2 separate regions of the Mus musculus genome follow, and region 2 is linked to region 1. A link is a loop called in an ENCODE intact Hi-C map of the cell type or tissue named here. Cell type or tissue: left cerebral cortex. All regions are shown on one strand. Links, peaks and the distances in the headings refer to the core of each region. The heading gives the core; the rest is flanking DNA. Region 1 overlaps Slc2a13 (solute carrier family 2 (facilitated glucose transporter), member 13). Region 2 overlaps Slc2a13 (solute carrier family 2 (facilitated glucose transporter), member 13).

Region 1 (2,916 bases), core at 171-2,670:
TGGGAGGCAGGTAAAAATCAAGACCTGAGTTAACTCTCTGGAACCCATGTTGAAGAAGAAGGAGGAGGAGGAAGAGGAAGAAGAAGAAGAGGAAGAAGAGGAAGAAGAAGAGGAAGGAGGAGAAGAAGAAGGAGGAGGAGGAGGAGGAGAGGAAGAAGAGGAAGAAGAGGAAGAAGAGGAAGAGGAAGAAGAAGAAGAAGAAGAAGAAGAAGAAGAAGAAGAAGAAGAAGAAGAAGAAGAAGAAGTAGTAGTAGTCAGCTACATACAGTGAACACATTTGTAATTCTAGCACTCCTAAAACAAGATGGGAGGCAGAGACAGAGATCCTGGCAAGCTTGAGCTGGCACAAAGTTACGTGGCACATCGGAAACAAGGGGGAAACAACCTTGCCTCAACAGGTTGGAAGGGAGAAATCTCTCACTACGTCCTCTCTGACTTCCCCACGTGTGCCATCCTACCCACACTCCCACACAAGTACTCCCAGTCGTCATAAATCAAATAAGAATAACATTTGTAAAATTATAGACTGAGAATGTAAGACGATGTGGTCCGTAAATGTTCTTCCAAGTACTAAGATGGAATTATGACTGTTATTTAATTTAATTAGGACACGTGTTGTCCAAGTGTGTGAAGTCTCTCCTGGGGAACTTGTGTCTCCTCTAAGGTCAGGGCTTTATTTCTTTGTGGAATTTCCTGGAAACATTCTAATTCTTTGGGGTCTGTTGTTTTCAATATCTAGTTCTTTTAGGGTCCCTATCTCACAACTGATTGTGGGGTAATTTGGTTCTTGGAAGGGGAAATTTCTAACAGATATTCAAAGAAGTTAACACACTTTCCTTTCTTTTAAGATCCAGCTGATGAGTGTGAATAGAATATTCTCTTTGTGCTGTGGTTCTCAAAAGAGGAGGATAGAGTCATTTATATTTAACAGATTTTTCTTTTTTATTTCCCTCAATGCATTCATAGCTATTAGGATTGTGAAATTTGGAATTACCCAACCCACACTGGATTATTTTCCTACAGCAAAGTGATAATTCATGTCTAGTGTATTAGATATTTTAAAATAAGTTTGGGGCTGGAGAGATTGCTCAACTATTAAGAGCCATGACTGGTTTTAAAGAGCACCCGAATTCATTTCCACGTTGTAGCACATAACCTTCTGTAACTCCAGTTTCAGGGGATCTAGTGCCATCTTCTGGCCTGAGTGGGCATTGCATGTACGTGCTGCACAGATGTTCATACTGGCAAAGCATCCATGCATAGAAAGTAAAAACAAGTTATTCTTTCACCTCCCTGTATCTTTTCAGTTATGACTTCCAACTGCCCTGTTCTTTTCTTTCAAAAAACTAAGTCAGATTCATGTTGGCTATACCCAAATTATTATTCTTGCATTGCATAGTGATTATTTGTGTATTTCTTTGACCTCTAACTATGCCCAAACTGGAATGTCTCAAGACAAATTGGGATAACGTATTATGTCTGCCAGGTGTTATGCATAGCATATGGAAATCTCTTTGTCATGTGAATATTAATGAAAGAATTGTAATAGGGATACAAAATGTCCCAGCTCACCAATCAGTCCGACGTTTTGTTTTGTTTTCAACAAGGAACCTGTCAGATTTTTCCTCTATAAAAACTTGTCTCACAAGGTGAAGGTCAAATGTGTTTGAAGAGTGTGATGCGCAGATAGCTTGAGTTGACAATGCCTGGCTGCAGCCAGCGAGGCTCTCCACAGAGCTCTTTCTGTTGTTTTTCTCCCTCGTATTAAATATATAAGACTCATTATGTTTCTCTCAAAAAGCTGGGCACCAGTGAGAGCTGAAGGCGTTGCCTGGAGTCTTTATGCTTTGTGTCTGAACGCCTCTGTCAACCAGACTCTGACTCCAGGCATTTATCCATTTTGCCTCCCTGGAGTGATCCAGGATGTTGTTTTGTGTGATGAGGAACCTCTAAAGGCCCTTGAGTGTTTTTGTTAGTTTGGTTGTCTGCCTGCCTTCCTTCCTTCCTTCCTTCCTTCCTTCCTTCCTTCCTTCCTTTCTTCCTTTCTTTCTCTCTTTCTCTTTCTTTCTTTCTCTCTTTCTTTCTTTCTTTCTTTCTTTCTTTCTTTCAGAACCAAATATCTTCACTTTATTTAGAAAACTATTATTATTATTATCATCAGTATTATTATTTTAGACAAAGTCTCAAACTGCAGCGATGTATTTGGTGTTGGCCTCTTGAGTGCTACGGTTACTTTATGAGCCACCACACCCAGTTCGGCACATCTTCTAAAAACAAGGAAATCGTGTTTGCCTGAGAGGGAGGGAGGCAGCGCTGACAGAAGCGGAGGATACAGTCCACTACCTCACACGGGTTCCTGTAGTAAAGTCTTGACTAAAGAGATACCACATTTTAGGTTGACTTAACTCTTCTTGTCAGGATTTAAGTTTTGATCGTGTGGCTTTGTGTGTACAGTTCCCAAGATGCCCTCAACCGTTGCATCCCCTGGGACTGTTGCATTCATTGAAAGCCAAACCCAGACCATCGAGAAGAGCAACAAACATCCTTAAAAGCTGAGCATCTATACGGCACCTAAGTTAATTATCACAGGAAAATCAGTACAAAACTGTTCTTGAACAATTGCCAATTTTTGAAGATGTGACTGTGGAATGCCTAAGATTTGGAAATGTGATCTCGACTCAGAAAGCTCAATTTTCCATCTGTGCTGAGTCTAAATACATGAAACAACCCGGGCAGAGGGTACCGGAGGTGTGGGGTAGATTCTTTAAGCATGCTCTTCAGTATAAAAGGGAAATCCCAATTTTAAAAAACATCTTCATAGTATAGAAGTTTCAAGTCACTGTTTTAAAATTCAAGTCCAATGGAAGTTTTATTGGGGTCTGCAGAGCATAGAGGTGGAGTTTTAAAACCCCCCTG
Region 2 (2,916 bases), core at 154-2,653, 160 kb before region 1:
ATTGCTTGTCTAAGACTTTTCAAGGAAATCCCATTATCACATTTGTTTCATGTTGGCGCGTACGTACTGTTCAGAAAATTTGCTTCCTTTTTGGATGCCACTTTCCCTTGTATCCTGGCCTGCCACCACTTGTCAGAAGCACTAATTAATTCTTTGTTTTGGGGATAACAGTAACAGAGCAGACAGAAGCAGGGAGTGAGTTACAGATCGACCATATTCTCAGAACTTATTTATTTTGGTTTTATATGTATGAGTGTTTTGCTTGCGTGTATGTAAATACATACACATAGTGCCTGTGGAAGCCAAAAGAACATGTCAGAACTCCGGGGCATGACGTGACATACAGTTTCGAGTCACTATGTGGGTACTAAGTCTGGGCCCTTTGAAAGAACAGAGAGTGCTTTTTTTGTATTGAATCACATCTCTTGCACCTCAATATTGTAAGTGTGGGCTTGGGAGAATGTTACTTAAGTTTATTTTTGTTTGTCCTTTGTGAAAATAGCACTTATCACGTTGGATAAGCTTGGCAGTTGCGTGAGAGAGTACAGCAGGCTCTCATTGTAGTTAATCAACTAGGCTGGTTTCTCTAACCTGAGCACTTCGAAGCCTTGTCCTGCTGTTAACATCAGCTAACTGGGGTCCTTTTCTTAGACTTTGATGGCAGTCACATGGAGACCAGGAGAACCTCTTAGATGCTGGCCCTTGTCAAATCTGTCAGTGTTTAACAAATAAGCAGGCCCTTGAGTTTTTGAGGCAAACATTACCTGCTGAGCCATCTCGCTGGCCCAGCGTTTGGACTTTAATAATGCAGTTTCAGTAAATGCCAAATGACTTCCTGAGGACAGCTGTACACCCCAGGGTTCGTCTTCTAGCGCACGCATGAGGAGGAGAGCTTGTGTTCCCGCTGGCAAGTTGACGTTTGTGAGCTCTGACATCATTTACCTAGAACGTCTGTGCTTTCCTGCCCTGTCTTTGTGAGAAGCTTTGGGCTGCCGGTGTATAGAACTGATAGAATGGTGAACCCTCGTTAGTCCTTAGTGTTTTGCTGAAACAGAGCAGGGAGTGGAGCTTTCTGGGCTAAAGAAGCCCATGTGTACCTTAAAAAGGTTACTGTATTTGGAAATGGGACCTTTCAGCAAGTTACGAGGGATAATGAGGTCATATGTGTGACTCATCAGGCGGGGTGCCAGTGCCTCACAAGAAGAGGACACAGAGGCGCGCTGCTGACGCACATGCACAGAGAAAGGACTGTGTCAGGACACAGCAGGAGAGCAGCCATCCACAGGCTTCTGTAGAAACCAAACCTGCAAATGTCTGGTCCTCAACTTCCAGCCTCCAGAGCTGTTATTCACAGTACTCAATCTGTAGCATTTGTGACAATAGCCCTGGATAGCTTAGACACGGGGACTCTAGATGCTCTGAACCCTCCAGGTGCAAATACTGGCTTCTTTCCTTCCCTTTAATCTCCAGGTACCTAAACCGAGTGGGTATTTTTATTGTAGCATGCACATCAGAGGCTTGAAAACTAATATCCACATAAATATGTGCCTTTTGGGGTCAGGGACACCTCCCTTAGGATGATGTTTTCCCAGCTCCATCTATTTACTTATGGATTTCATAATTTCATTCTTTTTTTGCTAAAGAGCTGTGTAAACATACCACACTTTCATTTTCCATTCATCAGTTGGTGGACATGTAGGCTTTTTCTAATTTCTAGCTCTTATGAATAGGGCAACAGTGATCACGAATGAGCAAGTGTCTCTGTGGTACGCGATGTAGTCCTTTGGCATATGTCCAAGCATGGTATAGCTGGATCTTGATGTGGATTGATCTCCAGTTTTCTGAAGAACGCAACCTGTTTTGTCTTGTTTCATTTTGTTTTAATATAACCCAGAGTCACTTTCCTTGAGGTGCTACCACCTAAAGCTAGTTGAGCCCACCCACTCCCTCATCCATCATGAGTCAAGGCAATTCTCCGCAGACTTGCTTGCTGCCCATCTCATGGAGGCATCCTCTCAATTAAGATTCCCTCTTCCCTGATAAATCTAGGTTTGTCTCAAGTTGACAGAAAGCAGCCAGCAGATTGATAATGTTTACCTCTCATTTCACTGGGAACCAAAATCTATTAAGGTTCTTAGATAAACCTTAATGATTATCATTAAATAATTTCTTCAACCTCACAGAGAAAACAAGAGTTTAGTAAGGTTATGTGGTAGTCTTCAGATAAGTATTAAGCTAGCCCAGTGTTTAGGAGGCCTAATACTGGATCCCTGACTTGCATGTTGCCTAGCAACTGACGCACACATTGCAGATGCTGAAGTAAAGCCATTAGGGACTTGTTTTGAATAGTATCTGAGAAGTGATAATGAAACCATGATGTCTCTCTTCATGATTTCTACGAATAGCTTGCCCTTTATGTTTATTAGCCTCTAAAATAGGTCAGCTTTAAAAGATTAGCATGAAAAATTGAGTAGTAGTGATAAAATATTAAAGTCAAATCATTAGAGATTTTTATCACTAGTCATATTTCTTGAGTATCTTGAACTGACTTGAACTTGGTTGGGACCAGAAGATGGAACGGATTCTGTTTTAAAGAATTAGCTTGTCTTTTTCTTTTTAATGAAGTCACCTCTTTATAGATGCCTTGGAACTTGATAGTTAAAAAAAAAATGCTGCATCTTTCCTTAACTTTCTTTAAAGGATGCAAAGGGACCACACGGATCCATATGTATAGCCACACCTGTATTTATAGATCTCAGGGCTTTAGACTGGCAAATGTTAAAATGCTTGTGTCTGGTTAATTTTGGTATGTGATTTTTTTATAATGCTTTTTTATACTATAATAAAGATTTTAAAATAAAATATGCTTTCTGAGATATTCAGTTTCCCCCTAAAATAGCAACTTAGCCCCAGTAT

What was found. Hi-C counts contacts between places; a loop is a spot of excess contacts. Peaks named below come from ENCODE experiments on the same cell type or tissue, not always from the same donor. Only the 100,000 strongest peaks of a DNase experiment are listed, where the experiment ranks them.
Region 2: it touches region 1 in a loop (2.7-fold over the local background); 8 of 42 quality-filtered maps call a loop at or near these places.

The regions. Positions count from the first base shown.
Region 1 is chr15:91,299,812-91,302,727 of GRCm38, reverse strand. The region is part of intron 7 of Slc2a13 (solute carrier family 2 (facilitated glucose transporter), member 13); the gene reads left to right. Among named protein-coding and RNA genes, the nearest start is that of CN725425, 100 kb to the right of the region's middle. In left cerebral cortex, for the core only: a CTCF peak has its summit at 1,199 (motif pointing left); a DNase peak (open chromatin) is centred at 1,196.
Region 2 is chr15:91,461,513-91,464,428 of GRCm38, reverse strand. The region is part of intron 3 of Slc2a13 (solute carrier family 2 (facilitated glucose transporter), member 13); the gene reads left to right. Among named protein-coding and RNA genes, the nearest start is that of Slc2a13, 110 kb to the left of the region's middle. In left cerebral cortex, for the core only: no CTCF peak of the experiment used is centred there; DNase peaks (open chromatin) are centred at 532 and 1,196; H3K27ac peaks cover 980 bases.